2 separate regions of the Homo sapiens genome follow, and region 2 is linked to region 1. Evidence: read pairs that join two places in POLR2A ChIA-PET (ENCODE). Cell type or tissue: PC-9. All regions are shown on one strand. Links, peaks and the distances in the headings refer to the core of each region. The heading gives the core; the rest is flanking DNA.

Evidence for each region. Peaks named below come from ENCODE experiments on the same cell type or tissue, not always from the same donor. Only the 100,000 strongest peaks of a DNase experiment are listed, where the experiment ranks them.
Region 2: POLR2A ChIA-PET joins it to region 1 with 16 read pairs; 20 of 35 experiments call an interaction of 5 or more read pairs at or near these places.

What each region holds. Positions count from the first base shown.
Region 1 is chr9:125,221,931-125,236,894 of GRCh38, reverse strand. It overlaps RABEPK (Rab9 effector protein with kelch motifs), which reads right to left. Exons shown (of 8, transcript NM_005833.4): 6 at 8,836-8,985; 7 at 4,150-4,299; 8 at 2,734-3,207. The coding sequence ends at 2,915. It overlaps HSPA5 (heat shock protein family A (Hsp70) member 5), which reads left to right. Exons shown (of 8, transcript NM_005347.5): 8 at 1-2,042. The coding sequence ends at 303. Among named protein-coding and RNA genes, the nearest start is that of HSPA5, 12 kb to the left of the region's middle. In PC-9, for the core only: no CTCF peak of the experiment used is centred there; DNase peaks (open chromatin) are centred at 1,934 and 3,004; H3K4me3 peaks cover 1,017 bases; H3K27ac peaks cover 2,225 bases.
Region 2 is chr9:125,316,413-125,332,545 of GRCh38, reverse strand. It overlaps GAPVD1 (GTPase activating protein and VPS9 domains 1), which reads right to left. Exons shown (of 28, transcript NM_001282680.3): 10 at 10,984-11,113; 11 at 8,623-8,748; 12 at 5,957-6,130; 13 at 2,328-2,468; 14 at 486-620; 15 at 1-36. Among named protein-coding and RNA genes, the nearest start is that of GAPVD1, 63 kb to the right of the region's middle. In PC-9, for the core only: no CTCF peak of the experiment used is centred there; no DNase peak of the experiment used is centred there; H3K27ac peaks cover 714 bases.

The sequences.
Region 1 (14,964 bases), core at 1-5,000:
CTCAAGGAGCGCATTGATACTAGAAATGAGTTGGAAAGCTATGCCTATTCTCTAAAGAATCAGATTGGAGATAAAGAAAAGCTGGGAGGTAAACTTTCCTCTGAAGATAAGGAGACCATGGAAAAAGCTGTAGAAGAAAAGATTGAATGGCTGGAAAGCCACCAAGATGCTGACATTGAAGACTTCAAAGCTAAGAAGAAGGAACTGGAAGAAATTGTTCAACCAATTATCAGCAAACTCTATGGAAGTGCAGGCCCTCCCCCAACTGGTGAAGAGGATACAGCAGAAAAAGATGAGTTGTAGACACTGATCTGCTAGTGCTGTAATATTGTAAATACTGGACTCAGGAACTTTTGTTAGGAAAAAATTGAAAGAACTTAAGTCTCGAATGTAATTGGAATCTTCACCTCAGAGTGGAGTTGAAACTGCTATAGCCTAAGCGGCTGTTTACTGCTTTTCATTAGCAGTTGCTCACATGTCTTTGGGTGGGGGGGAGAAGAAGAATTGGCCATCTTAAAAAGCGGGTAAAAAACCTGGGTTAGGGTGTGTGTTCACCTTCAAAATGTTCTATTTAACAACTGGGTCATGTGCATCTGGTGTAGGAAGTTTTTTCTACCATAAGTGACACCAATAAATGTTTGTTATTTACACTGGTCTAATGTTTGTGAGAAGCTTCTAATTAGATCAATTACTTATTTTAGGAAATTTAAGACTAGATACTCGTGTGTGGGGTGAGGGGAGGGAGTATTTGGTATGTTGGGATAAGGAAACACTTCTATTTAATGCTTCCAGGGATTTTTTTTTTTTTTTTTAACCCTCCTGGGCCCAAGTGATCCTTCCACCTCAGTCTCCCAGCTAATTGAGACCACAGGCTTGTTACCACCATGCTCGGCTTTTGCATTAATCTAAGAAAAGGGGAGAGAAGTTAATCCACATCTTTACTCAGGCAAGGGGCATTTCACAGTGCCCAAGAGTGGGGTTTTCTTGAACATACTTGGTTTCCTATTTCCCCTTATCTTTCTAAAACTGCCTTTCTGGTGGCTTTTTTTAAAATTATTACTAATGATGCTTTTATAGCTGCTTGGATTCTCTGAGAAATGATGGGGAGTGAGTGATCACTGGTATTAACTTTATACACTTGGATTTCATTTGTAACTTTAGGATGTAAAGGTATATTGTGAACCCTAGCTGTGTCAGAATCTCCATCCCTGAAATTTCTCATTAGTGGTACTGGGGTGGGATCTTGGATGGTGACATTGAAACTACACTAAATCCCCTCACTATGAATGGGTTGTTAAAGGCAATGGTTTGTGTCAAAACTGGTTTAGGATTACTTAGATTGTGTTCCTGAAGAAAAGAGTCCAGGTAAATGGTATGATCAATAAAGGACAGGCTGGTGCTAACATAAAATCCAATATTGTAATCCTAGCACTTTGGGAGGCCAAGGCGGGTGGATCACAAGGTCAAGAGATAGAGACCATCTTTGCCAACATGGTGAAACTCCATCTCTACTGAAAATACAAAAATTAGCTGGGCGTGGTAGTGCAAGCTGAAGGCTGAGGCAGGAGAATCACTCGAACCCGGGAGGCAGAGGTTGCAGTGAGCCGAGATCACACCACTGTACTCCAGCCCGGCACTCCAGCCTGGCGACAAGAGTGAGACTCCACCTCAAAAAAAAAAAAAAGAATCCAATACTGCCCAAGGATAGGTATTTTATAGATGGGCAACTGGCTGAAAGGTTAATTCTCTAGGGCTAGTAGAACTGGATCCCAACACCAAACTCTTAATTAGACCTAGGCCTCAGCTGCACTGCCCGAAAAGCATTTGGGCAGACCCTGAGCAGAATACTGGTCTCAGGCCAAGCCCAATACAGCCATTAAAGATGACCTACAGTGCTGTGTACCCTGGGGCAATAGGGTTAAATGGTAGTTAGCAACTAGGGCTAGTCTTCCCTTACCTCAAAGGCTCTCACTACCGTGGACCACCTAGTCTGTAACTCTTTCTGAGGAGCTGTTACTGAATATTAAAAAGATAGACTTCAACTATGTGTCTGATGTCTATAGTTTGTTGTTTACCAATTATAATTCTGCAACTTCTTTTTTAACCCTAACCATATTGCAACTTTGTGATTAGCATTTAATACACAAATCACACCTACCTAGGTTTGTATTGTTGGCAAAACCTTTTATATATATATATATGTATACATATATATGTGTTTATGTATACATATATAAATACATGTATATATAAATATGTATACATATATATGTATACATATAAATATACTATATATGTATACATATATATGTGTGTATATATGTATATATATATATATTTTTTTTTTTTTTGAGACAGAGTTTCGTTCTTGTCACCCAGGCTGGAGTGCAATGGTGTGATCTCAGCTCACCGCAACCTCCGCCTCCCGGGTTCAAGCGATTCTCCTGTCTCAGCCTCCTGAGTATCTGGGATTACAGGCATGGGCCAGCACACCCGGCTAATTTTGTGTTTTTAGTAGAGACGGAGTTTCTTCATGGTAGTAAGGCTGGTTTTGAACTCCCGACCTCAGGTGATCCACCTCCTCAGCCTCCCAAAGTGTTGGGATTACAGGCGTGAGCCACCAAGCCTGGCCCAAAGCCTTTTATGTTAATGCAGTGGAGGTTTTTGCATTGGGCAAAACTTATCTATCTACCACAGTTTGCAAACCAGTCACTGAAAGTCATTCCCAAGAGCTCTGAGAGGCAATATAGCAAGGTTTAGTGCACATAAGAATTATTTGCATTAGTTTCTTCACCTACCAAAGTAGGAGAAAAACAGATATATAATGCAGAAGATATTTTGGAGGTATAAAACAGCTAATGTTTTACTTAACTATTCTGAAAGTAACTGACAGGTAATAAAAATGTGGGTTTTATTAGTCCACTACAGTCACAATACAATCGTCATAGATTTCCCCTTCTGTATTCATCCCACCAAACACCAAACAGAGCAGTGTAGCAGTCTGGCTTTCCTCATGTGAGTCACCACTGTGGCTCATTACTTTGTCAGCTGAATCCTCTTTCTCAGCTTCATGGTTCAGAGTGAGAGAGTTGGAATCTTCTTTCTCAGAAGCACACGTCACTGGCCATGGAATGATACACATGGAATGGTCCAATCGTCCAGGGGGTAGAAGAGTATCAAATTTAAGCAAGGTCCAATGCTGCTCTTCTATGTTGGGGAGGGAAAAGGCTTCATGTTAAGAAATTTCCAGATAGGCCGGGCACGGTGGCTCACGCCTGTAATCCCAGCACTTTGGGAGGCCGAAGCGGGTGGATCACGAGGTCAGGAGATGGAGACCATCCTGGCTAACACGGTGAAACCCCGTCTCTACCAAAAATACAAAAAAAAAATTAGCTGGGCATGGTGGCGGGCACCTGTAGTCCCAGCTACTCGGGAGGCTGAGGCAGGAGAATGGCGTGAACCCAGGAGGTGGAACTTGCAGTGAGCCAAGATCACGTCACCGCACTACAGCCTGGGCGACAGAGTGAGACTCCATCTCAGACAAAAAAAAAAAAAAAAAAAAAAACAATTTCCAGATAGTGAAAGCCAAAATCTGAATAAAATTTAAAAAGTAATGAAATTTCTAGAAATGCTCAGTGATTTACTGTAGCAGCCGAGTCCTAACAAACAGGAGTAAAAGGAAAAAAACCTTATGGCAGCATTGCTGCTTTCCTGATGTCATCCCCTACAGAGTTTTCATTCTTTTGGATTTAGATATAGAGGAACCAAATTGGAAGCACTGCATCACTTTTTTCTTTCTTTCTTTTTTTTTTTTTTTTGAGACAGAGTCTCGCTCTGTCACCAGGCTGGAGTGCAGTGGTGTGATCTCAGCTCACTGCAACCTCTCTGCCTCCTGGGTTCAAGCAATTCCCCTGCCTCAGCCTCCCGAGTAGCTGGGACTACAGGCGCCCGCCACCACGCCTGGCTAATTTTTTGTATTTTAGTAGAGATGGGGTTTCACCATGTTGGTCAGGATGGTCTCGATCTCCTGACCTCGTGATCTGCCTGCCTCGGCCTCCCAAAGTGCTGGGATTACAGGCGTGAGCCACCGCATCACGTTTCAAAGAATGTTTAGATTTGTTTAAAGATCCCCCATGGACACCTGCTCACCTGTGTGATACTGGTACATTGTGTCCAGTGCTCCTGCAGGAGTCATTCCACCAAAGATGTACACATGTTTTCCCATGGCCACAGCTGAGTGGGCAGCACAGCCTGCTGGAGCAGCCCCAGTGGGATTTAGCTTCTGCCATTTCATGTCACCTGCCAAGAGAAAGAAAGAGCTTTGGCGCAGCATGGGCTAAGATGTGCTTTCAAACTTATCTATCTACTGTAGTTTGCACACCAATCACTGAAAGTCATTCACCAAGAGCTCTGAGAGGTTTAGTGCACATAAGAATTATTTGGGGAACTCTGACATTATGATTGGGTAGTCCAGGGAGGAAGGCAGGGAGGGGCTCAGTGATTCCCAGAATCTCAGGCGATTCTGATGTAGGCAGTCTTTGGATCACACAGAAATGTGATACAACCTTTATAATAACAGTCACCTTCAACCATTCACTATTAACTGCCTCGAATTAGCTCAGTTTCTCTCTCTCTCTCTCTCTGTCTCTGTGTGTGTGTGTGTGTGTGTGTGTGTGTACTTTAAATACAGTTCCTGGGCCGGGCACGGTGGCTCACGCCTGTAATCCCAGCACTTTGGGAGGCCGAGGCGGGCGGATCACCTGAGGTCGGGAGTTCGAGACCAGCCTGACCAACATGGAGAAACCCCGTCTCTACTAAAAATACAAAATTAGCCAGGCATGGTGGTGCATGCCTGTAATCCCAGCTACTCAGGAGGCTGAGGCATGAGAATCGCTTGAACCTGGGAGGCGGAGGTTGCGCTGAGCTGAGATCACACCATTGCACTCCAGCCTGGGCAACAAGAGCGAAGCTCCGTCTCAAAAAAAAAAAAAAAAAAAAAATACAGTTCCTTAGCGATTTTGTAAGTGCTGGCTAAACAACAAATTTTGCTCACTTAATTTTCATAACAGCCCTATGAAATTTCTATTACTTCTGCCTATCCCCTTTCTTATTCTTTTTTTTTCCGCTCTGTTGCCCAGCCTGGAGTGCAGTGGCTTGATCTTGACTCCCAGGTTCAAGCAATTCTCTGCCTCAGCCTCCCGAGTAGCTGGGATTACAGGCACCTGCCACCGGGTCTGGCTAATTTTTTGTATTTTTAGTAGAGACGGTGTTTCACCATCTTGGCCAGGCTGGTCTTGAACTCCTGACCTCGTGATCCACCCACCTCGGCCTCCCAGAGTGCTGGGATTACAGGCGGGAGCCATGGCCTGGTGCCTGGCCTCCCCTTTCTTCTTACAAATGAGCAAACAAGAATAGAGAAGGAAAGAGACTTGTCCGAGACCCTATAGCTTGTAAGTGGCACAGCAAGACTGCACTTAGGTGTGGCTCCAAAGCCTGTGTCTCCAAAATCTCTACACGATAATGTGCTGCCTTAGCGCCTACTTCCCACCTATTTTTGCAGGGAAACTTGCATCTTTTCAAACAAGCATTTTTTTTTCTTTTGAGACAGAGTCTCACTCTGTTACCCAGGCTGGAGTGCAGTGGCGCGATCTCAGCTCACTGCAACCTCCACCTCCCGGATTCAAGCGATGCTCCTGCCTCAGCCTCCAGAGTAGCTGGCACGTGCCGCCACACCCGGCTAATTTTTGCATTTTTAGTAGAGACAGGGTTTCACCATGTTGGCCAGGCTAGTCTCAAACTCCTGACCTCAGGTGATCCGTCCACCTCGGCCTCCCAAAGTGCTGGGATTACAGGGGTGAGCCACTGCTCCCAGCCAAAACAAGCATTTAAATAAGGCAAGCTATCACTGGATTTTAGATTTAGAGAACTACTTGGGTAGGCAGGAAAAATAGTCAACAAGTAGTTCCTAACACCAGAAAAAGGCTCTTTTTAAAAATAAGCATTAAGACCCCATCTGACTGCCCGCAAGGAATGGTTTTGTGTAAATAGTTTCCATCTGTCGGCCGGGCGCAGTGGCTCACACCTGTAATCCCAGCACTTTGGGAGGCCGAGGTGGGCGGATCACAAGGTCAGGAGATTGAGACCATCCTGGCTAACACGGTGAAACCCTGTCTCTACTAAAAATACAAAAAATTAGCCGGGCGTGGTGGTGGACACCTGTAGTCCCAACTACTCAGGAGGCTGAGGCAGGAGAATGGCATGAACCCGGGAGGCAGAGCTTGCAGTGAGCCAAGATTGCACCACTGCACTCCAGCCTGGGCAACAGAGCGAGACTCCATCTCAAAAAAAAAAAAAAATAGTTTCCATCTGTCAATGCAAGGCAGGGGCCCAGCATCTCAGAGTAAGAAGGGAGAATCACCCGGTGTGGCCAAAATTCTAGCCAATGCAAGAATACAAAGCCAGTGTCCCCTGGCCTCAGCTGTCATGGAGCCAGATAATTCAGGGCTTGGGAAGTCAGCCCGATACACTACACAGGACTTCCCATGCCTTCTGCCCATTGTTCCAGTTCTTGTAGTCTGGAGCAATGCAGAACATGTTCATTTCTTCATCCCTCCACTCAATAACAGGTATGAGCCGGGAGCAGTGGTTCACGCCTATAATCCCAGCACTTTGAGAGGCCAAGGCGGGTGGATCCCTTGAGTCCTGGAGTTGGAGACCAGCCTGGGCAACATGGTGAAACCTCATCTCTACAGAAAATAAAAAAATTATCTGGGTGTTGTAGCACGTGCCTGTTGTCCCAGCTACCCGGGAGGCTGAGGCAGGAGAATCACTTGACCTGAGAGGCAGAGGCTGCCATGAGCTAAGATCGCATCAGTGCATTCCAGCCTGGGCAACCAAGTGAGACACTATCTCAAAAAAAAGAAAGTACCTGTCACCCACTATCTGCCAGACACTGTGCTAAGTGCTAGAAATGTACTGGAGAACAAAATAGACAAGTTCCCTACCATAATGGACCTCACAGCTTGAAGGAATTGCCCAGAATGAGTCCAGGGTCTCTCCACAGCATATCAGCCCTTCAGATACTTAAAGGATATTTCTCATGTTCTCTCTAACCTTCCTCTTCCCACTGTTTTCAACCATTTAACATGAAAAGCATGAAACTCTAGTCATCTACATCCACATTATCCAGATCCTTCATGGGTTAATGGCTAACACCAGAAAGAAATCCAGTAGGCCAACACAAAGCATAATGGGTTGTAATGAAAGGAGAGCACTGTTGGAAGGTTAAGAGACAATAAATGGCTGGGTCCATAGTAAGCACTCAGGAGATTATTTAGTGCTATGATTTTTTATTATTAGTATTCTGTCCAGAGGTAACAGAATCTGATGAAGATTCTGCCAGCTGGTCAAGTTACCTACACATAAGAGCAAGGCTATATTTTCTTTTTCTTTTTTCTTTTCTTTGAGACGGAGTCTCACTCTGTCGTCTAGGCTGGAGTGCAGGGGTGCAATCAGCTCACGGCAACCTCCACCTCCCAGGTTCCAGCGATTCTCCTGCCTCAGCCTCCCACGTAGCCAGGACTACAGGTGCCTGTCACCAAGCCTGGCTGATTTTTTTTTTCTTTTTTTCTTTTTTTTTTGGAGACGGAGTCTTGCTGTGTCGCCCAGGATGAAGTGCAGTGGCATGATCTTGGATCACTGCAACCTCTGCCTCCTGGGCTCAAGCAATTCTCCTGCCTCAGCCTCCCGAGTAGCTGGGATTACAGGCATGCACCACCACGCCTGGCTAATTTTTATATTTTTAGTAGAGATGGGGTTTCACCATGTTGGCCAGGCTGGTCTCGAACTCCTGACCTCAGATGATCCACCTGCCTTGGCCTCCCAAAGTGCTGGGATTACAGGCATGAGCCACTGTGCCCAGCTCTTTTTTCTGAGATGGAGTCTCACTCTGTCACCCAGGCTGGAGTGCAATGGTGTGGTCTCGGCTCACTGCAACCTCTGCCTCCCGGGTTCAAGCAATTCTCCTGCCTCAGCCTCCCAAGTAGCTAGGACTAGAGGCGAGTGCCACCACACTTGGCTAATTTTTTTTATTTTTAGTAGAGATGGGGTTTCACTATGTTGGCCAGGCTGGTCTCGACCTCCTTACCTCATGATCCCCCAGCCTCAGCCTCCCAAAGTGCTGGGATTACAGGTGTGAGTCACCAAGCCCGGCTTTTTTTTTTTTTTCTTTTTTTTGGAGATGGAGTCTTGCTCTGTGGCCCAGGCTGGAGTGCAGTGGCGTAATCTTAGCTCACCACAACCTCCACCTCCTGGGTTCAAGCGATTCTCCTGACTCAGGCACCAACGTAGCTGGGATTACAGGCACATGTGCCATGACAATAGGCTAATTTTTGTATTTTTAGTAGACACGGGGTTTCACCATGTTGGCCAGGCTGGTCTCAAACTCCTGATCTCAGGTGATATGCCTGCCTCAGCCTCCCAAGGTGCTAAGATTACAGGCATGAGCCATTGCACCTGGCCAAGCAAGGCCATATTCTTTCAAAGCACACTAAAAAATCACTTGAGCACAGAAGTTTGAGATCAGCCTGGGCAACATGGTGAGACCCCATCTCTACCAAAATAAAATTTTATATTAGCCAAGCATGGTGGCACACACCTGTAGCTCCAGCTACTGCGGAGGATGAGGTAGGAGGATTACTTGAGTCCTGGAGGCTGAGGCTACTGAGATCATGCCACCGCACTCCAGCCTGAGTGACAGACAGAGATCCTGTCTAAAAATAAATAAATAAATAAAAATAACAATTTTAAACAGACAAGCCCCCATGCCCTGCTTACTTATATCAATGCAGTGGAGGTCATCATAGAATCTGTCCCCCGCCAAGCCTCCGTGGATGAAGAGCTTTGTCCCTGCTGCCACCATCACATGACCATGCCGGGGAGATGGAGGATTTCCAAGTGTCTCTGGCTGTGACCAGGTCAGAGTGTCTAGAAAAGTAAATTCAATAACATCAAATGGCAAAACTATTAAAAAAGAACACGAGAAACAGGCCCAAGCCTCTGTAGCACCTCCTAGCAAGCGGAGCTGTCCCATGCAGGAAGCAACCCTGGGGTCATTCACTCCAACTCCCCCAGCCAATCCAGGCATCCCTCCTTTTACATCCTATAGGCTGCTGCGGTGGCTCACAGTTGTAATCCCAGCACTTTGGGAGGCCGAGACAGGTGGATCACCTGAGGTCAGGAGTTCGAGGCCAGCCTGGCCAACATGGTGAAACACTGTCTCTACTAAAAATACAAAAAAAAAAAAATTAGCCAGGTGTGGTGGCAGGTGCCTAGTAATCCCAGCTACTTGGGAGGCTGAGGCAGGAGAATTGCTTGAACCCGAGAGGTGGAGGTTGAAGTGAGCCGAGATTGCGCCATTGCATTCCAGCCTGGGCGACAGAGCAAGACTCTGTCTTAAAAAAAAGAAAAAAAAAAGTCCTACAGAGGCTCTGCGTGCATGCTTCTAGGGCTGGAGAGCCCACTACCAAACATGCCTGCCCCTTCTACTCAGCACCCGGAAGCCATTTCTCGCTATGAAATAAAAACGATCTCCTCTTTAGCTTCAAACTAAAACTGCCACAAAGTCAAAATGAATGAGTCTGTTTCTGTGACAGCCCTTCAGAGTCATCTTCTTGTTATTCATTTATTTAATGTATTATTATTATCATTATTATTATTATTATTTGAGACAAAGTTTCGGTCTTGTCGCCCAGGCTGGAGTGCAATGGCATGATCTCAGCTTACTGCAACCTCTGCCTCCCAGGTTCAAGCGATTCTCCTGCCTCAGCCTCCAGAGTAGCTGGGATTACAGGCATGCAACACCACATGCAGCTAATTTTTGTATTTTTAGTAGAGACAGGGTTTCTCCATGTTGGTCAGGCTGGTCTCGAACTCCTGACTTTAGGTGATCTGCCCACCTTGGCCTCCCAAAGTGCTGGGATTACAGGCGTGAGTCACCACGCCTGGCTTCTATTTATTATTATTATTTTTTGCAGACAGAGTCTCGCTCTGTCGCCCAGGCTGGAGTGCAGTGGCACAATCTCGGCTTACTGTAACCTCCGCCTCCCCGGTTCAAGCAATTCTCCTGCCTCAGCCTCCCGAGTAGCTGGGACTACAGCCACATGCCACCACCCCCAGCTAATTTTTCTATTTTTAATTGAGACGCGGTATCACCATGTTGGCCAGACTGGTCTTGATCTCTTGACCTCGTGATTCGCCCACCTTGGCCTCCCAAAGTGCTGGGATTACAGACGTGAGCCACCGTGCCCGGCCCCATCTAATATTTTGTATTTTCATAGAGACGGGGTTTCACCATGTTGCCCAGACTGGTCTCAAACTCCTGAGCTCAGGCAATCTGCCCACCTCGGCATCCCAAAGTGCTAGGATATAGGTGTGAGCCACTGTGCCCAGCCTTGTTATTTATTTATTTTATAAGTAATGTTTCAATAACAATTTCATCCCTTAATGACTAATATTTGGACAAGTTACTTGTCTATGTCAGTGGCACTCAACTTTTTTTTTTTTTTTGCAGGGGGTCGGGGGACAGAGTTTTGCTCTGTTGCTCAGGCTAGGATGCACAAGTGCGATCTTCGCCCACTGCAACCTCCACCTCCCAGGTTCAAGTGATTCTCCTGCCTCAGCCTCCTGAGTAGGTGGGATTACAGGCACCCAAAACCACACCCAGCTAATTTTTTTTTTTTTTTTTTGAGACAAAGTCTTACTCTCTTACCCAGGCTGGAGTGCAGTGGTGCGATCTTGGCTTGCTGCAACCTCTGCCTTCCAGGTTCAAGCGATTCTCCTGCCTCAGCCTCCTGAGTAGCTGGGATTACAAGTGTGCACCACCACGCCCAGCTAAATTTTTTTTTTTTCTTTTTCTTTTTCTTTTTTTTTTTTGAAACAGAGTCTTCCTCTGTCACCCAGGCTGGAGTGTAATGGTGCAATCTCAGCTCACTGCAACCTCCGCCTCCCAGGTTCAAGTGAGTCAACTGCCTCAGCCTCCCAAGTAGCTGGGATTACAGGTGCCTACCACCAAGCCCGGCTAATTTTTTGTATGTTTTTTAGTAGATACGGGGTTTCACCGTGTTAGCCAGGATGGTCTCGATCTCCTGACCTCGTGATCTGCCCGCCTCGGCCTCCCAAAGTGCTGGGATTACAGGCGTTAGCCACCACTCCTGGCCCTTAATTTTTGTATTTTTAGTAGAGACGGGGTTTCACCATGTTGGCCAACCTGGTCTCAAACTCTTGACCTAAAATGATCCACCTGTCTCAGCCTCCCAAAGTGTTGGGATTATAGGCATGAGCCACTGCGCCCATCCTAAATTTTTTCATATTTGTAGTAAAGCTGAGGTTTTGCCATGTTGGCTAGGCTAGTCTCAAACTCCTGACCATAAGAGATCCACCCCCCTGGGCCTCCCAAAGTGCTGGGATTACAGGCATGAGCCACTGCATCCAGCCATTTTTTTTTTTTTGAGATGGAGTTGTGCTCTTGTTGCCTAGGCTGGAGTGCAATGGCACGATCTTGGCTCTCACTGCAACCTCTGCCTCGCAGGTTCAAGCAATTCTCCTGCCTCAGCCTTTCAAATAGCTGGGATTATAGGTGCACACCATCATGCCTGGCTAATTTTTGTATTTTTAGTAGAGATAGGGATTGACCATGTTGCCCAGGCTGGTCTTGAACTCCTGGGCTCAAGTGATCCACCCACCTCAGCCTCCCAAAGTGCTGGGATTGCAGGTGTCAGCCACCACACCCAGTCTTATTATTATTTTTAGAGATGGGGTCTTGCTATGTTGTCCAGGCTGGACTGGAACTCCTAGGCTCAAGTGGTCCTCCCACCTCAGCCTCCCAAGTAGCTGGGACTATAGGCACACACCACTGCATCCTGCTAGACTTAATTGATTTGCTGAAGGGGTTGGGGAAAAAAACAGACTAGTCTTAAATAAAAGTTAGCAGGGACTCCTGATGTGGCAGTATAGGATAATGGTTAGAATATGGGATTTGGAGCTGAAACCAGGTTATCTCACTATATAACTATGTGGCCTTTCACCAATTACTTCTCTAAGCTGCAGTTTCTATGGCTGTAAAATAAGGATACAGACAATACTGGCCGGGCGCAGTGGCTTATGACTGTAATCCCAGCACTTTGGGAGGCCAAGATGGGCGGATCACGAGGTCAGGAGATCGAGACCATCCTGACTAACACAGTAAAACCCCATCTCTACTAAGAATATTTTAAAAATTAGCCAGGCGTGGTGGCATGTGCCTGCAGTCCAAGCTACTCGGGAGGCTGAGGCAGGAGAATTGCTTGAACCCGGGAGGTGGAGGTTGCAGTGAGCCAAGATTGTGTCATTGCACTCCAGCCTGGGCAACAGAGCGTGACTTCATCTCAAAAAAAAAAAAAAAAGACAATACCTACTTTTAAGAGCTGAGGTATGAATTAAATGAGATAATATACATAAAGCATGAAGGAAAAAAAAGTACCCAATACATGAGAGTTATGAATATGATGATTATTACGTTTTACTACAGGCAACCCTTCTTATCTTCAAAGCTGTACATATATAGAATTCTGGAAAATTAATCATTTCTATATACCAGAAAAGTCTTAAAGGAGTACTGCAAAAACTCTGTTGTTTTTTTTTTTTGTTTTGTTTTTGTTTTTTGAGATAGAGTGTTGCTCTGTTGCCCAGGCTGGAGTGCAGTGGTGCGATCTTGGCTCACTGCAACCTCTGCCTCCTCCAGGAGAAGCGATTCTCCTGCCTCAGCCTCCCGAGTAGCTGGGATTATAGGCACCTGCCGCCATGCCTGGATAATTTTTTGTATTTTCAGTTGAAACAGGGTTTCATCATGTTGTCAAGGCTAGTTTTGAACTCCTGACCTCAAGGGATCCACCTGCTTTGGTGTCCCAAAGTGGCCTCCCAAAGGATTACGGGCATGAGCCACTGCGCCCAGCCTGCAAAAACTCTTTGAAACAAAGGTCTGCCAAACAATTTGTCTTTGAATTACTGTTTATGGTATGCCTGCTGGTTGTTCAAGGAGTCCCCAGTGTCCCAAGGAATTTAATTTAAAATTACCTGAAATGGTTTCTGCATAAATATGTTCCTTATAGCATTTTTTTTTTTTTTTTTTTTTTAGAGTCAGGGTCTCGCTCTACTGCAAAGGCTGGAGTGCAGTGGTGCAATTATGGCTCACTACATCCTCAAACTCCTGGGCCCAAGCGGTCCTCCAGCCTCCTGAGCCGATGGGATTATAGGCATGAGTCAGCATACCTGGCTTGTTCATTACAGTATTGTTTATAATAGACAAAAATTGGAAATAGCCTAAGTGTCCATGAGCAGGTTTAATTATTAGTATAGCCATGAGGAAATATTACACACTTTTTAAAAAATTTATTTATTTTTTTGAGACAGAGCCTTGCTCTGTCACCCAGGCTAGAGTGCAGTGGCGTGATCTTAGCTCACTGCTACCTCCACCTCCCAGGTTCAAGGGATTCTCCTGCCTCAGCCTCCCTAGTAGCTGGGATTGCAGCAGAGGGTGGCAGGCAGGCACCTGCCACCACGTCCAGCTAATTTTTTGTATTTTTAGTAGAGACAGGGTTTCACCATGTTGCCCAGGATTACCTGACCTCAGGTAATCCACCCACCTCTGCCTCCTGGGTTCAAGCAATTCTGCTGCCTCAGCCTCCTGAGTAGCTGGGATTATAGGCGCCCGCCACCATTCCTGGCTGATTTTTGTATTTTTAGTAGAGACAGGGTTTCACCATCTTGGCCAGGCTGGTCTCGAACTCCTGACCTCATGATCCACCCGCCTCTGCCTCCCAAAGTGCTGGGATTACAGGCGTGAGCCACCGCGCCTGGCCTAAGCACTTATTAAAAATGATGGTGAAGGCCGGGTGGTGTGGCTCAATGCCTGTAATCCCAGCACTTTGAGGGACCAAAGCTGAAGGATCACTTGAGGCTAGGAGTTTGAGACCAGCCTTGGCAATGCAGTGAGACCCTGACTCTAATATTTATATAATAATCATCATTTCAAAATGCTGGTGAAGACTTTCTGATTGCATGGAACAATGCTTAAGTGAAAAATATAGGATGCAAATGTAACATATAGAATTATCTCTGTCCTTTTTTTTTTTTTTTTTTTTTTTTGATACAGAGTCTTGCTCCCTCACCCAGGCTGGAGTGCAGTGGCAAGATCTCGGCTCATTGCAACCTCCGCCTCCGGGGTTCAAGTGATTCTCATGCCTCAGCCTCCCAAGTAGCTGGGATTACAGGTGTGCGTCACCACGCCCAGTTAATTTTTTGTATTTTTAGTAGCAACGAGGTTTCACTATGTTGGTCAGGCTGCTCTTGAACTCCTGACCTCAAGTAATCTGCCCTCCTCAGCCTCCCAAAGTCCTGGCATTACAGGCGTGAGCCACCACATCTGGTTTGAATTATCTCTGTTCTTAAAAAAAAAAGATTGATAATACACTGAGATGTTAACAGTAATTTAATTTTGGGGTGATAGTACATACACATGTACACACACACACACATATACACATACATATGTTTTTTTTCTTGTTCCTTATAGTTTTATATATTCAAAACCAATATTATTTAAACTTTTAAAACTGCTTTAAAAGAATCACAAAGCCCATTCTTTCTGGAAAGAGAAAAGTCACACTGTGATGTGTCTTTTTTTTTTTTTTTCCCAAATACTCTGGCTTGGGAATGTGCTATCTCTTAATTTTCCCAATTTTACTTTGCAAGGTAAAAATTTTGGCTGAGTGTGGTGGCAGAGGTGGGCAGGCAGAGGCAGGCAGATTGCTTGAGCTCATGAGTTTGAGACCAGCCTGGGCAACATGGCAAAACTGCATCTCTACAATAAAAATACAAAAATCTGGCCGGGTGCAGTGGCTCAAGCCTGTAATCCCAGCACTTTGGGAG
Region 2 (16,133 bases), core at 6,991-11,990, 89 kb before region 1:
TCTTATTGGGAATATCCTCAGAGGTTGCACTTATGCCTTTAAAAAACAATAGTAAAAAATAAACAGGAAGAAGAACAAAATATCCACACAAAAAGTATATGAAATTTGGAGAAACTGAAACATTCTCGAATTTTGTGTCCCAGTTCTATACATGTGAGTTTAGTATTATATCCTTTATGGTACTACTGCTTAAATATACTTACCTTGCTTTACACAACATAATCAGAATCGTACAATTCTAAAGTAGGACAGGCTACTAAGAACAGAAACAGTTGTAGAGAGACTGTTTGCCAATTACTTCAACAGGCTCCATAAGGCCACACATTAAGTTCTCAAAGATTTCAGGTGCAATGGAAATAAGTTTGTTTTCTGGAAATTACTCAGCTCTTAAATATAACATATCTTTTTGTATCAACTTTATAAATAGGAGGGGGTAGGGGGTGAACACCTTCAAATCCCTACTCCTTAAAACAAGACAGACATACCGGACACAACACTGAGGCCTGGTGTGCTGGGGCGGGAACTGACCTCCCTGACATCCGTATCATCAGATGTGCTACCCAGTCCAGAACAGCTCTCCAGTTCTTGCAGACGCTCCTCCTGCTTTAGGTCTGGGGCCTCTAAATAGAAGATAAGAGGTATGTTACATTTGTGATTCTCTTAGCACACCACAATTTCAGCTTTTGTGACCCAGATAAACAAAGCTACCAGGGCATGAATAAAATCAGTGCAAATACATGTGTAAGTCTGGACTAGTTAATGCTAGTTAGATTAAGTGTTAAGTCAAAGTTGTGATTTTCATCCCAATATAAGCCAGTTCACTGTGCACAGATGAAAACGTGGTTCTAGATCACTAATGTCACAGAGTATGCTATTGATTAACATGTGAACTGGACAAGAGAGTATGGAATAGCCTGGTATTAAATCAACCACTTCCTAAAAAGTAACTCCTATGAATACTCAACAGCTGGTAAGCTAATCCTATTGTCCCCAACTGGTCTTCAAACAAGGCTAGCATATCTGAATGCTTTAACATTATAAAACAGGCCAGCCGTGGTAGCTCACACCTGTAATCCCAGCACTTTGGGAGGTCGAGGCCGGCAGATCACCTGAGGTCAGGAGTTCGAGACCAGCATGCCCAACACGGTGAAATCCCATCTCTACTAAAAATACAAAAACTAGCTAGGCGTGGTGGCAGGTGCCTGTAATCCCAGCTACTTGGGAGGCTGAGGCAAAAGAATCACTTGAACCCAGGAGGCAGAGATTGCACTGAGCCGTGATTGCACCACTGCACTCCAGCCTGGGTGACAGAGTGAGACTCCATCTCAAAAAAAAAAAAAATTATAAAACACATATCAGGATCACTTAATAATTCTTGAACCAAGTAAATCAACAGAATGTAATGCAGATACACAGTTACTTATATTTACATTCTGGTAGTTGACATTTAGTTGAAAGCAAAGATGCGTCTTCATAATCAGAAAAAAATGCAATGCATATGAAAAGACAAAGTACAAAACACTTTATATACATTTATAATAACCTGCACAAAAAAAAAATCCTCAGGATTACAGAATCTCAATTTCAACGTATTTCAAAAACACATTAAGCATGTTTTAGAGAGTCAAGTTCTCCCCTGTGATAAATCTAAATGTGTTTACCAAGCAAGCACTCAGTTTGAACTGTGTTGCTACTCTTATCCTGTCATGAGTTTGTGGAAGATACTAAATTCAATGATTCACACGGACTCTGATAATCACAGAAAATTGCTTTCAAAATAACTCAACACAGAGTCTGAAAGCACCTGCCATCACAGTCTATGCTATCTAACAGAGCATTTTCCCTTAATGGACAGAAAATGCCCTAAACTAATTTTCCATTTGACATTCTTAGCAATGTGATCACCTCATCTTTGTCAAATGTATAACTGGCTGGGCATGATGGCTCATGCCTGTAATTCCAGCACTTCGGGAGGCCAAGGTGGGCAGATCACCTGAGGTCAGTAGTTCAAGACCAGCCTGGCCAACATGGTGAAACCCTGTTTCTCTAAAAATACAAAAATTACCCGGCATGGTGGGGCATGTCTGTAATCCCAGCTACTCAGGAGGCTGAGGCGAGAAGACTGCTTGAACCCAGGAGGCAGAGGTTGCAGTAAGTTGGGATCGCGCCACAGCACTCCAGCCTGGGTAAAAGAGCAAGACTCCATCTCCATTAAAAAAAAAAAAAAAGTGTATTTGACAAAATATACATAATACAGAGTTGGGATACCTTGCATTTAATTAAAACTTCTGTATAAATGAAAAAGCAAACAATGACAGCATACTAACCTGAGTCACTTGGCAATACCTCTACACTCCAAGCTTCACTTGTTGTCTCTGATATGGTAGAACCAGTGCAGGGGTCAAGAAGCACTGACCCTGAACCTGGGAGGCACAGCAAACTGCCTAACATGTTCTCTGCTGCAGCACCTGTATAACCAGTGGGAAGCAAAGGGTTAACAAAGATCCTGGAGGAAAGTGCAGTGATAGTGGAGAAAAGCCAAACACTAGCTAACAAAATCTCCTGGCTGGGCGCGGTGGCTCACACCTGTAATCCCAGCACTTTGGGAGGCTGAGGCAGGCAGATCACTTGAGGCCAGGAGTTCAACACCAGCCTGGCCAACATGGCGAAACCCCGTCTCTACTGAAAATACAAAAATTAGCCAGGTATGGTGGCGTGCACCGGTAGTCTCAGCTACTTGGGAAGCTGAGGCACAAGAACCCGGGAGGCAGAGGTTGCAGGGGGTGCAGAGACTGCAGTGAGCCGAGGTCATGCCATTGCCCTCCAACCTGGTCAATGTGAGTGAGACCCTGTCTCAAAAATAAAAATGGCCGTGTCATTTTGGGACTTTGTCTCAAAAAAAAAAAAAAAACCACCAAATTCCTCTCTACCTACAAGAAAGAGGCCAAAGTAAGAATAACTTCAATCAAGCACACCACTAAAAACACAAGTTCCTACTTTGGTCACAATGGCACAATACCCTTTTCACCAGTTTCCTCCAGTTCACCTTTGACTCTCCATAGAGAAAACACACATCATTAAGTCAAGTAATTTCAACAGCTTTAGCTTTGATTTCTCAGCAAATTTTACAGGGGTCCTTAATATCGTTCTAAAATTTATAGCCCTACAAAGATTAAAAACACTGAGAGTTTAACCACAGAATGTTATGCTGGCCAAATATTTTTTCTTCCAGCATATTAGTCACTATTCAGGGCAATAAGATACATTCACAGGAAAATACACATCTTCATAGCACTCACTCAACTGCAAATACAGCTTATTGCGCAAATACAGCTAACTGCCAAGAACAATACCACTTTGGCATCTGGAACAAAGTAATGTAAAACCAATTAAGAAATCTATTTACACCTCTCCCTCTCCCTCTCCCTCTCCCCACGGTCTCCCTCTCATGCGGAGCCGAAGCTGGACTGTACTGCTGCCATCTTGGCTCACTGCAACCTCCCTGCCTGATTCTCCTGCCTCAGCCTGCCGAGTGCCTGCGACTGCAGGCACGCGCCGCCACGCCTGACTGGTTTTGGTGGAGACGGGGTTTCACTGTGTTGGCCGGGCGGTCTCCAGCCCCTAACCGCGAGTGATCCGCCAGCCTCGGCCTCCCGAGGTGAGCCCCCCTGCCCGGCCAGCCGCCCCGTCCGGGAGGGAGGTGGGGGGGGGGTCAGCCCCCTGCCCGGCCAGCCGCCTCGTCCGGGAGGTGAGGGGCGCCTCTGCCCGGCCGCCCCTACTGGGAAGTGAGGAGCCCCTCTGCCCGGCCACCACCCCGTCTGGGAGGTGTGCCCAACAGCTCATTGAGAACGGGCCAGGATGACAATGGCGGCTTTGTGGAATAGAAAGGCGGGAAAGGTGGGGAAAAGATTGAGAAATCGGATGGTTGCCCTGTCTGTGTAGAAAGAAGTAGACATGGGAGACTTTTCATTTTGTTCTGCACTAAGAAAAATTCTTCTGCCTTGGGATCCTGTTGATCTGTGACCTTACCCCCAACCCTGTGCTCTCTGAAACATGTGCTGTGTCCACTCAGGGTTAAATGGATTAAGGGCAGTGCAAGATGTGCTTTGTTAAACAGATGCTTGAAGGCAGCATGCTCCTTAAGAGTCATCACCACTCCCTAATCTCAAGTAATCAGGGACACAAACACTGCGGAAGGCCGCAGGGTCCTCTGCCTAGGAAAACCAGAGACCTTTGTTCACTTGTTTATCTGCTGACCTTCCCTCCACTATTGTCCCATGACCCTGCCAAATCCCCCTCTGTGAGAAACACCCAAGAATTATCAATAAAAAAATAAATTTAAAAAAAAAAAAAAAAAGAAATCTATTTGCACTACTTAAAAATACAAATCGAAAGTATTAAACATTATTATACGTCTGTGTTAAAAACACTGAAGTTCAAAAGGCTTCACTACTTTGGATTAAACCTAATAAAAGAATAATTCTACTTCAGGGCATGAAAAAAAATTAGAAAAAAAGTTACTAATAAAAGTTACCTTTTAAAGCTATATCATAAAATAATTAGAAATAAAATAATGTCTGGAACTTGCCTAAACATAATGAGGGGAGAGAAGAGGGTAGTGGATAGGAGAACAGATGAAAGAAAGCTGGCCATGTGGGTCTAACTCCTGAAACTGAGTGATGGGTACACTGGGTTCATGATACCACCATCTCTTGTATTTGTTTAAAATGTTCCATGATTTAGGCCGGGAGCAATGGCTCATGACTGTAATCCCAGCACTTTGGGAGGCCGAGGCGGATGGATCACTTGAGGTCAGGAGTTCGAGACCAGCCTGGCCAATATGGTGAAACCCCGTCTCTACTAAAAATACAAAAATTATCTGGGTGTGGTGGTGGGCACCTGCAGTCCCAGCTACTCGGGAGGCTGAGGCAGGAGAATCACTTAAACCAGGGAGGCAGAGGTTGCAGTGAGCTGAGATCGCACCACTGCAACTCCAGCCTGGGCGACAGAGTAAGACTCTATCTTAAATTAAAAAAACAAAAACAAAAAAAAACCTATTGGTTACTATGCTCACTACCTGGGTGGCAAAATCATCTGTACACCAAACCCCAGCAACATACAATTTGCTCTAACAATTTCCCATGTAACAAATCTGCACATGTACCCCCTGAACCTAAAATAAAAGTTGAAGAAAAATAAACATATCAATAAATTTTCCATGATTTAAAAACAAAATGAAGATGAGGGTTACAAGACTATATATCTTTCAGAACTCATAAAACAGTATCCAAAAAGGAGCGAATTTTAGTGTATATACATAGCACCTGAATAAACTTCACATTAAAAAAAAAGAAGGCAGGAGGATCACTTGAGCTCATTAGTTCAAGACCAGCCTGAGCAACAAAGCGAAATCCTGTCTCTATTTGAAAATAAATAAAAATGTAAGAAGAAGAAAAAGAAAAACCTGGTTACCCTTAGGAACTGAATTAACTCTTCCAGAAGTGAATTCATTTTTTTAGAGAACAGCAGTATCATATTGTTGTGAAAGATTTTATGGCTATAATCTATAAGAATTTTCATCTTAAGGTTAGGTGTTTGGCTTCAAACAGAGAATATACTAATTAGAGACAGACTAAGAACTTATACTATGCCCTGCAAACAACACTTGACCAGAAGCTAATTCAAAACACTGGTTTTTCTTTCTTTCTTTTTTTTTTTTGGGCAGCTGGGAGGAGGATGGGTAAGGGGTGGGATTAAATGTAGAAAGGAAAAACACTAGTTATATTTAAGTAAAGAAAAAAGTACCCAAATGCCTTGTTCCATACAGTTATAACAGTTTCCCAGATGGTGCTAACACACACAATGTTTGTCAGGGCACTGGTGCTCCCTCCCATGAAAGGTTGGTGGATTTGAATAACTAAACCGTGATATTTCAGAGACATTAAATGGCAGTTACCTGCAATTTCTTGCAAGCGATCTTCATCAATATTAGGGTCAAAGTCACTTCCCAAGACGTCTGTACTCCAGGTCTCACTCACTGTTTCTGATATGTCCCTATCATCTGTTAATCCCATCATGTCACGAATTTCAAACTTCCTTAGCTTATCATCAAGGTTATCCTGTGTTGTAGCTATCAAAAACAAAATTAAGCACTTTTAAAATAGTAGCACAGCTATGACTTTTTAATCAACTTTAAAGAATTTTATCTCCATGTTGGTCAGGCTGGTCTCGAACTCCCAATCTCAGGTGATCCGCCCGCCTCGGCCTCCCAAAGTGCTGGGATTACAGGCGTGAGCCACTGTGCCTGGCCTATCAATTCACTTCTTAATCTAGCATTTTGCATATGCCAACCACCTATCTCAGAATCTCCCAGGAAGTTTGCTAAAGAGGTGACATTTGTTCAACTTCTTTCATAAGCTCATATGAAAGTTCCTCCTCCACTTATGCAATGGCCTCCAGTGGATAACTGAAGCTTCGGATCGTACCAAATCCTATATATTCCATGCTGTTTTCATCTGATAAGCAGTGACTAATAGGCAGGTAGTGTATATGTGGATACACTGAACTAAGGAATGATTCATGTCCTGGATGTGATAGAGTGAGACTGTGTGAGATTTCATCACATTATTCAGAATGGCACAGAATTTAAAGCTTATGAATTATTTCTGAAATTTTCCATTTAATATTTTTGCACCAAGTTTGCCCATGGGTAACTGAAGCCATGGAAGGTGAAACCATGGATAAGGAGGTACTACTTTATTACTTGAGTTTTCTCTGCTGCTTGCAACAAACTTAATCCTAATTAATACACTGATAAACAAATCCAGTAAAATACAGCATTACTTTTTTCAAGCCACACACACTCCAATGACAATACTCTTTTTCTTTCTAAAAACTGACTTCTTTTTTAGAAGTAAGACTTGGGAAATGGAATTTTTAAAAAGCTAACCAGGTAATTCTTATGCATGCTAAAATCACTGTGTCAAACCTAGTTGAGGGCATCATCTTTTTTTTTTTTTTTTTTTTGAGATGGAGTCTCGCTCTGTCGCCCAGGCTGGAGTGCAGTGGTGTGATCTCTGCTCACTAAGCTCTGCCTCCCGGGTTCAGGCCATTCTCCTGCCTCAGCCTCCCGAGTAGCTGGGACTACAAGCGCCTGCCACCATGCCCAGCTAATTTTTTGTATTTTTAGTAGAGACAGGGTTTCACCGTGTCAGCCAGGATGGTCTTGATCTCCTGACCTCATGATCCGCCTGTCTTGGCCTCCCAAAGTGCTAGGGATTACAGGTATGAGCCACCGCACCCGGCCCATCTTTTTTTTTTTCAATCAGAGTCTCACTCTGTCGCCCAGGCTAGAGTGCAGTGGTGCGATCTCAGCTCACTGCAACCCCTGCCTCCCAGGTTCAAGCGATTCTCGTGCCTCAGCCTTCTGAGTAGCTGGGATTACAGGTGCTCACCACCTCACCTGGCTAATTTTTGTATTTTTAGTAGAGATGGGGTTTCACTATGTTGGCCAGACTGGTCTCAAATTCCTGACCTCAAATGATCTACCTGCCTCAGCCTCCCAAAGTGCTGGGATTACAGGCACGAGCCACTGTACCTGGCCAAGGGCATCATCTTAAATGAACAAATCCAAAAAACTCTTTCAACTTAATCTTCCTAAGGCACCTCACTTCCTCATCTTCACTGAACCAAAAGCCTTCAGTGGCTTCCAGCTTACTACTAAAATACTGATATCCTTCTTTCCACAACAGGGATCCACCTACTTTTTAATCCTTACCTCACTCCATTTCCCTAACTGATACCTGAAAAAGTACTATGGCTTCCCACCTCTTTGACTTGCTTATGCTTGTCCTTCACCTAGAATGACCTATCTCCAACTTCTGCCAAGGCAATGCCAGCCAGCCCTCAAGGCTAATATTTTCTTCCAATAAACTTTCCCTATACTTTCTTTTTTTTGAGACGGAGTTTTACTCTTTTTGCCCAGCCTGTTGTGCAATGCCACGATCTTGGCTCACCGCAACCTCCGCCTCCTGGGTTCAAGCGATTCTCCTGCCTCAGCCTCCCGAGTAGCTGGGATTACAGGCATGTGCCACCACCCTGGCTAATTTTGTATTTTCAGTAGAGACGGGCTTTCTCCATGTTGGTCAGGCTGGTCTTGAACTCCCGACCTCAGGTGATCCACCCGCCTCAGCCACCCAAAGTGCTGGGATTACAGGTGTGAGCCACCGGGCCCAGCAGCTTTCCCTATACTTTCAACCATATGTATCTCTCACTCAGAACTGCCAAATACTTTCATGATACTTTAAATCAATTGTGTACTATTCTTTCCCTATTCTAAGTTCCTTGAGCCTTGAGTATTTACATTGTATCCCTAAAATATTACATAATTAAAATATCAAATATTACTGAATTTCAAGTAATTTATATTAATTTATTAAGCCTAAACAATCCACTTACCAACTAAATAGATTTTGAAGAACTGAAGGAATGATGAATAAATGTTAAGTTTAATGGTGATTTAATCTCTTACTGAACCAAGCCAACTTAATGAAAACACACTGCTCATCTTGCAATCAGGTAAATTCTTTGCTACTTAGGCAACTGTGTTCAACTTCACTTTACCTTGCTCATGTTCTAACAGCTGTAGAGCTTCAACTCCATTACTGCCAGAAGGTCCTGCTCCAAGTTCTGACACAGACTCTCCTTCTAGGTCTAGGGAGGACACTGAATTGGAGCGATTTGAAGGACCTAGAGAAATGTTTATAGTGTGAGCAATCTTTTTAAAACAGTCATGAGCCACCACACAATTTTTCATGCCTTGATAAAAGACTAACAACTGATTAAAGTGTTTTTAATACTTTTTATACCTTAAAAAAACACATGCCCTTTGAGAAATTCTGCTTCTAGGAATTTATCCTAAGGTGCTAATAACAAATTAATCTGCTGGGTGCAATGCCTCATGCCTGTAATCCCAGTACTTTGGGAGGCTGAGGTGGGTGGATCATGAGGTCAGGAGATCGAGACCATCCTGGCTAACATGGTGAAACCCAGCCTCTACTAAAAATATAAAAATTTAGCCAGGCGTGGTGGCGGGCACCTGTAGTACCAGCTACTCAGGAGGCTGAGGCAGGAGAATGGCGTGAACCCGGGAGGCAGAGCTTGCAGTGGGCCGAGATCGCGCCACTGCACTCCAGCCTGGGCGACAGAGCGAGACTCCATCTCAAAAAACAAAACAAAACACAACACAACAAAACAAAACAAAAAATATAAAAATTAGCCGGCCTGATGGCACATGCCTGTAATCTCAGCTACTTAGGAGGCTGAGGCAGGGGAATTGCTTGAACCCGGGAGGCAAAGGTTGCAGTGAGCTGAGATCGCATCATTGCACTCCAGCCTGGGCAACAAAAGTGAGACTCCATCTCAAAAAATAATAATAATAATTAATCTAAAGTTGCTTGTTATAGAGCTTTTTCTTCTTTTTTTTTTTTTTTTTTAGAGAGAGTCTCGCTCTATCGTCCAAGCTGGAATGCAGTGGCACCATCTTGGCTCACTGCAACCTCCGCCTCCCTGGTTCAAGCAATTCTCCTGCCTCAGTCTCCCGAGTAGCTGGGACTACAGGCACACGCTGCCACACCCAGCTAATTTGTTGTATTTTAGTAGAGATGGGGTTTCACCGTGTTGCCCAGGCTGGTCTCAAACTCCTGAGCTCAGTGAATCCACCCACCTCGGCATCCCAAAGTGCTGGGATTAGAGGCATGAGCCACTTCGCCCAGCCCAGAAGTTATTATGTCCAAAAAGTGGAAGAAATCTATAGATTTAATCACAGAAGAAAGTTGAAAAAAATTATGATATGCCATGTGAGGTTAAGGAAAACAGCCATAAAAACCATGTTATTTAAGAATGTTAAATTACAAAGGGAAATGTTAATGCCATATTATTAAATTACAAAAGGTTACAAAACAGGATAAACCTAATTTTGCTGTGAATAATCTAAAACGTCAACTGCTATCAACAAAATTTTGAGATTATAGGTGATTCTATTTCTCTGTTTTGTAGAATGAACATACATTACATGTCATTTTTTTGGAAAAGTCAGATTAAAATATGAAGTTATTATATTTTAGGTTTCTTTTTAAATGTCAGTAAATTTGAACTATTGTCTTTAAATAAAAAAAAACCCGGGGCCAGGCGCGGTGGCTCACGCCTGTAATCCCAGCACTTTGGGAGGCTGAGGTGGGCGGATCACGAGGTCAGGAGATCGAGACCATCCTGGCTAACACGGTGAAACCCCGTCTCTACTAAAAATACAAAAAATTAGCCAGGCGTGGTGGCGGGTGCCTGTAGTCCCAACTATGCAGGAGGCTGAGGCAGGAGAATGGCGTGAACCCGGGAGGCGGAGCTTGCAGTGAGCCGAGATTGCGACACTGCACTCCAGCCTGGGCAACGAACGAGACTCTGTCTCAAAAAAAAAAAATTGGTACTAGTAGGCAAAATGACATATTCTCATTTCACAATCTTGGCTTTGAATTTTCTTTTTAATACCTATTTCCATTGTCTTCTGCTTCATAAAGGTATGTGTGAGTGTGAGTAAAGGAATACAGAACATTTAAGAGTATGTGCAACATATTGAAATACTAGTAAGTCCATTTTTTCCCGTTTCGACATGCATGATATCCTTCTAAAGGAGCTCTATAAGCTTTGGTATATATTAATACTGCAGAAACAGAACTTGCTGTTATTCTATTTAAGTCTGAATAAAGACATATCTTCTCCATTTTATATGACCAAAGGCATCTTGCAATTTTAATTTTATTCAGGAAACAATCTTTACAGCCAACTGTTCAGGCTCATTAGAGGAAATCTTCATTAGTCTCCTCAGTGAGAAGCACAGATGGTATAATTATAATTTATAAGCTCCTTTAAAAAACACAAAACAAACTATTAATTGAACCACACAACTCCTTGAATGAAGTAACCCTTCACCTTCAGATATTCCTTCCAGATTATCACTGCAGAGGGAAAAGCGCAAGGTTTTATCAGGTTTACCATGGAGTTTGTTTTCATCAACAGGGACATCTCCTTGTCCTCCATCCGAAAGCTGCATGTTTAGGACCTAAAAAATAAAATGTCAATTTTGGTTTATCAATGGAAAGATTACTGATAAGGAAACAAACCACAGCAAATGCATATTTAACTCCTTAATCTTAAATTATCAATTTTTAACTACAAACCTATTTAGAAGGTCTGTCAAGCTTTTAAATACCTGTGGAATAAAAGTATATAAATTAAAGCAGCTGAAGCCATGCCTTTCCATTACCCTACGAGTGTTACAGATAGAACAGGCAACCAGACTACCAGATGAGTAGTGGTGAGAATTATACAAATCAGAAGTCTTTGGTGTCAGCACGCTGGTCCTTCTAATTCTGTCATGTGTCAACTATGTAACCTTGGATAGGCAAGTTATTGAAATTCTCTAAGCCTCAGTTTCTTCATCTATAAAATGGTGACAGTAACAGTATGTATGCCATGTAATTGTTGAGAATTAAGTAAAAAGATGCACATAAAACAGTTGTCATGTCACGTATTAAATTTGCAAAATTTAAAGAAAGTAAATCAACAAGGCTGGGCGCAGAGGATCACGCCTGTAATCTCAGCACTTTGGGAGGCCAGGGCAGGCAGATCACGAGGTCAGGAGATCGAGACCATGCTGGCTAACATGGTGAAACCCCATCTCTACTAAACTACAAAAAAAATTAGCCGGGCTTGGTGGTGGGTGCCTGTAGTCCCAGCTACTCGGGAGGCTGAGGCAGAAGAATGGCGTGAACCTGGGAGGCGGAGCTTGCAGTGAGCCGAGATCGCGCCACTGCACTCTAGCCTGGGCGATACAGTGAGACTCCATCTCAAAAAAATAAAAATAAAAAATCAATAAATAAAATTTTTAAACATACTAAATTTGCAAAATTTAAATAAAATTTAAAGTAAATAAAAGTAAATAAATTCAACTAGAAGAAAACGTGTAATCATGTTATTTTGTAGGCATCAAGATTTAATCCATCTAGTCTGAACGTCCACTTGATCACAACATACATACAGGGCCACAAAAGTCCACACCAGAAACTAAAGTATGACTTCACAGACATCTCCAGCTTAGACTGATGGCCTTTTTATATGCTTTCCATTTGCCAGATGACTTCCAAATAACATAACTACATCTCACTACTCCCTACAAGCCTCACAACTCAGCTTTGTGTGTATATCTCCACCTTAATGAAGAATTAAGTGCTTTGTTGAAAGTCACATAGCATGTTTTAGGTACACCTTGGACTTGAACTCAGAGGCCTTGGCTCCCTTGGCTGTTGCTGAAATATGAAGGAAGAATAGTACCCTCACTTACAAAGAAAAAAACTTACCACAAAAAATGAAAAATATGTGAGGCGATACAGGTTATTTAGCTTGATTCAGCCATTCCACAATGTATATCAAAACATGTATACCATAAATAGATACAATTTTGTCAGCTAAAAGATAAATGATTTTTAAACAGAAAGAAAAAAAAAATTCTTGGTTGCTGTTTTGGCTCTGAGTAAATTAAAGGTTTTGAAATGGTTTTATACATTTACACATGATGCCTTTAAATACAGGTTTTTTGGCTGGGAGCGGTGGCGGCTCATGCCTGTAACCCCAGCACTCTGGGAGGTCAAGGCCGGTGGATCACCTGAGGTCAGGAGTTCAACCTGGGCAACGTGGCAAAATCCCATCTCTACTAAAAATACAAAATCAACCAGGTGTGGTGGTGTACGCCTGTAATTCCAGCTACTTGGGAGGCTGAGACAGGAGAATCGCTTGAACCCGGGAGGTGGAGGTTGCAATGAGCTGAGATTGCACCACTGCACTCCAGCCTGGGTGACAGAGCAAGACTGCATCTCAAAAAAAAAAAAAAAAAAGTTTTTTTTTCCCTATTTGCTTGAAATTAATAGACATAGGCCAGGCGTCGTGGCACACACCTGTAATCCCAGCTGCTCAGGAGGCTGGAGAATCACTTGAACCTGGGAAGTGGAGGTTGCAGTGAGCTGTGATTGCACCACTGCACTCCAGCCTGGGTGACAGAGGGAGATTCCATCTCAAAAAAAAAAATTAAATACACATAAAATTTTTATTAAAAAAAATTTTTTTAAGATGGAACTCATTCTGTCGCCCAGGCTGGAGTGCAGTGGTGCAATGATGGCTCACCACAGCCTTGAACCCCTAGGCACAGGCAATCCTCCTGTTTTAGCCTCCTGAGTAGCTGGGACTACAGGTACACACCACCAAGCCCAGCTAATTTTTTTCATTTTAGTTCTTCGTATTATTATTATTATTATTATATTTTTGAGACAGAGTCTCAATCTTTCACCTAGGCTGGAGTGCAATGGCATGATCTTGACTCACTGCCACCTCCACCTCCCAGTTTCAAGCGATTCTCCTGTCTCAGCCTCCCAAGTAGCTGGGATTACAGGCATGTGCCACCACACCCGGCTAATTTTTGTATTTTTAGTAAAGATGGGGTTTCACCATGTTGGCCAGGCTGGTCTCAAACTCCTGACCTCAAGTGATCTGCCTGCTTCGGCCTCCCAAAGTTCTGGGATTACAGGTGTGAGCCACTGCGCCTGGCCTATTTATTATTAAGACAGGGTCTCGCCAAGTTGCCCAGGCTGGTCTTGAAGTCCTGGACCCAAGGATCCTTCTGCCTCAGCCTCCCAAAGCGCTGGGATTACAGGTGTGAGCCACCATCCCTGGAAATTTTTTTATTTTTGTAGAGACAAGGTCTTACTATGTTGCCCAGGCTGGTCTTGAACTTCTGGTTTCAAGCAATCCTCTCACCTCAGCCTCCCAAAATACTGGGATTACAGGCATGAGCCACCATAACTGGCCAACATAAATATTTTAAATTAGATAACTTAAACTATTCACCATAGTGAGTGATGTGAAACTAAAACATCAGGAGAAAAATCATTTCAAGGTCTGGAGATTCACGTGAATTAACAGAAAAGGGATTATATAACACAATGAAGATATTTTTTCCAAATCATATCCAAAGGCAAGCAATTTTGAGACGCCATACAGAAAGCCACTGTACAAAGTCAGTCACACTGGAGTATAAAATACAAAATACACACTGGAGTATAAAATACGAAAATCTAATTTCATGCTTCTAAATCAGAGCATCTGCAAACTCTGGATTAAACTAAAACCACAGAATCTGAGTGCTAAAAAAACTTTAGCTGGCCACAGTGGCTCACGCCTCTAATCCCAACACTTTGGGAGGCTGAGGTGGGCAGATCACCTGAGGTCAGGAGTTTGAGAGCAACCTGGCCAACATAAAGTGAAACCCTGTCTCTACTAAAAATACAAAAATTAGCTGGGCATAGTGGCATATGCCTGTGGTCCCAGCTACTAGGGAAGCTGAGGCAGGAGAATCACTTGAACAGGGGAGGCGGAGGCTGCAGTGAGAGCGGCCTCCCAAAGTGCTGGGTGTATCTTCTTAATGACTATTTATCAACATATAATGTCTTTGTCTTTTGTAATCTTTCTGCTCCTGAGACTAGATAATCTCAATTGATCCATCTTCAAGTTCACTGATTTTTCTGCCTGTACAAATCTGCTGTTGAACCCCTCTAGTGTATTTTTCATTCCAGTTATTATACTTTTCAACTCCAGAATTTCTATATGGTTCCTTCTGTAATTTCTACCCCTTTATTGATATCTTCTATTTGGTGAGACCTTGTTCTCTTGGTTTTCTTTAGTTCTTTGTCCGTGGTTTCCATAGCTCTTTAAGTATATTAAAAAAAAAATTGATTTAAAGTCTTGAGTAAGTCCAATGTCTGTGCTTCATCAAGGCCATTTTCTTTCTTTTCTTTCTTTTCTTTTTTTTTTTTTTTTTGAGACAGAGTTTCGCTCTTGTTGCCCTGGCTGGAGTACAACAGCACAATCTCAGCTCACCATAACCTCTACATCCCAAGTTCAAGCGATTCTCCTACCTCAGCCTCCCGAGTAACTGGGATTACAGGCATGTGCCACCAGGCCTGGCTAATTTTGTATTTTTAGTAGAGACAGGGTTTCTCCATGTTGCTCAGGCTGGTCTCAAACTCCCAACTTCAGGTGATCCACCCACCTCAGCCTCCCAGAGTGCTGGGATTACAGGCGTGAGCCACCGCCCGGCCATCAAGGACGTTTTCTTTTTTTTTTTTTGAGACAGAGTCTCGCTGTATTGCCCAGGCTAGAGTGCAATGGCGCAATCTTGGCTCACTGCAACCTCCGCCTCCCAGGTTCAAGCGATTCTCCTGCCTCAGCCTCCTGAGTAGCTGATATTACAGGTGCACACCACCACGCCTGGCTAATTTTTGTATTTTTAGTCGAGACGGGGTTTCACCATGTTGGTCAGGCTGGTCTCGAACTCCTGACCTCATGAACAGCCCACCTTCGCCTCCCAAAGTGCTGGGATTACGGCCATGAACCACTGCGCCTGGCCCATCAAGGACATTTTCTATTAACTTTTTTCCTGTGAAAGGGCCATATTTTTGTTTCTTTATATGCCTCATAAGTTTTGCTGAAAAGCAGACATTTTAAATATTATAAAGTGATCATTAAAAAGTCAGGAAACAACAGATGCTGGAGAGAATGTGGAGAAACAGGAACACTTTCACACTGTTGGTGGGAGTGTAAATTAGTTCAACTGTTATGGAAGACAGTGTGGCAATTCCTCAAGGATCTAGAACCAGAAATACCATCTGACCCAGCAATCCCATTACTGGGTGTATATACCCAAAGGATTATAAATCATTCTACTATAAAGACACATGCACACATACGTTTATTGAAGCACTATTCACAATAGCAAAGACTTGGAACCAACCCAAATGCCCATCAACAATAGACTGGATAATGAAAACGTGGCACATATACACCATGGAATACTATGCAGCCATAAAAAAGGATTAGTTCATGTCCTTTGCAGGGATACATGTGCCATAGTGGTTTGCAGCAATAAAAAAGGATTAGTTCATGTCCTTTGCAGGGATACAGATGAAGCTGGAAACCATCATTCTCAGCAAACTAATGCAGGAACAGAAAACCAAACACCGCATGTTCTCCCT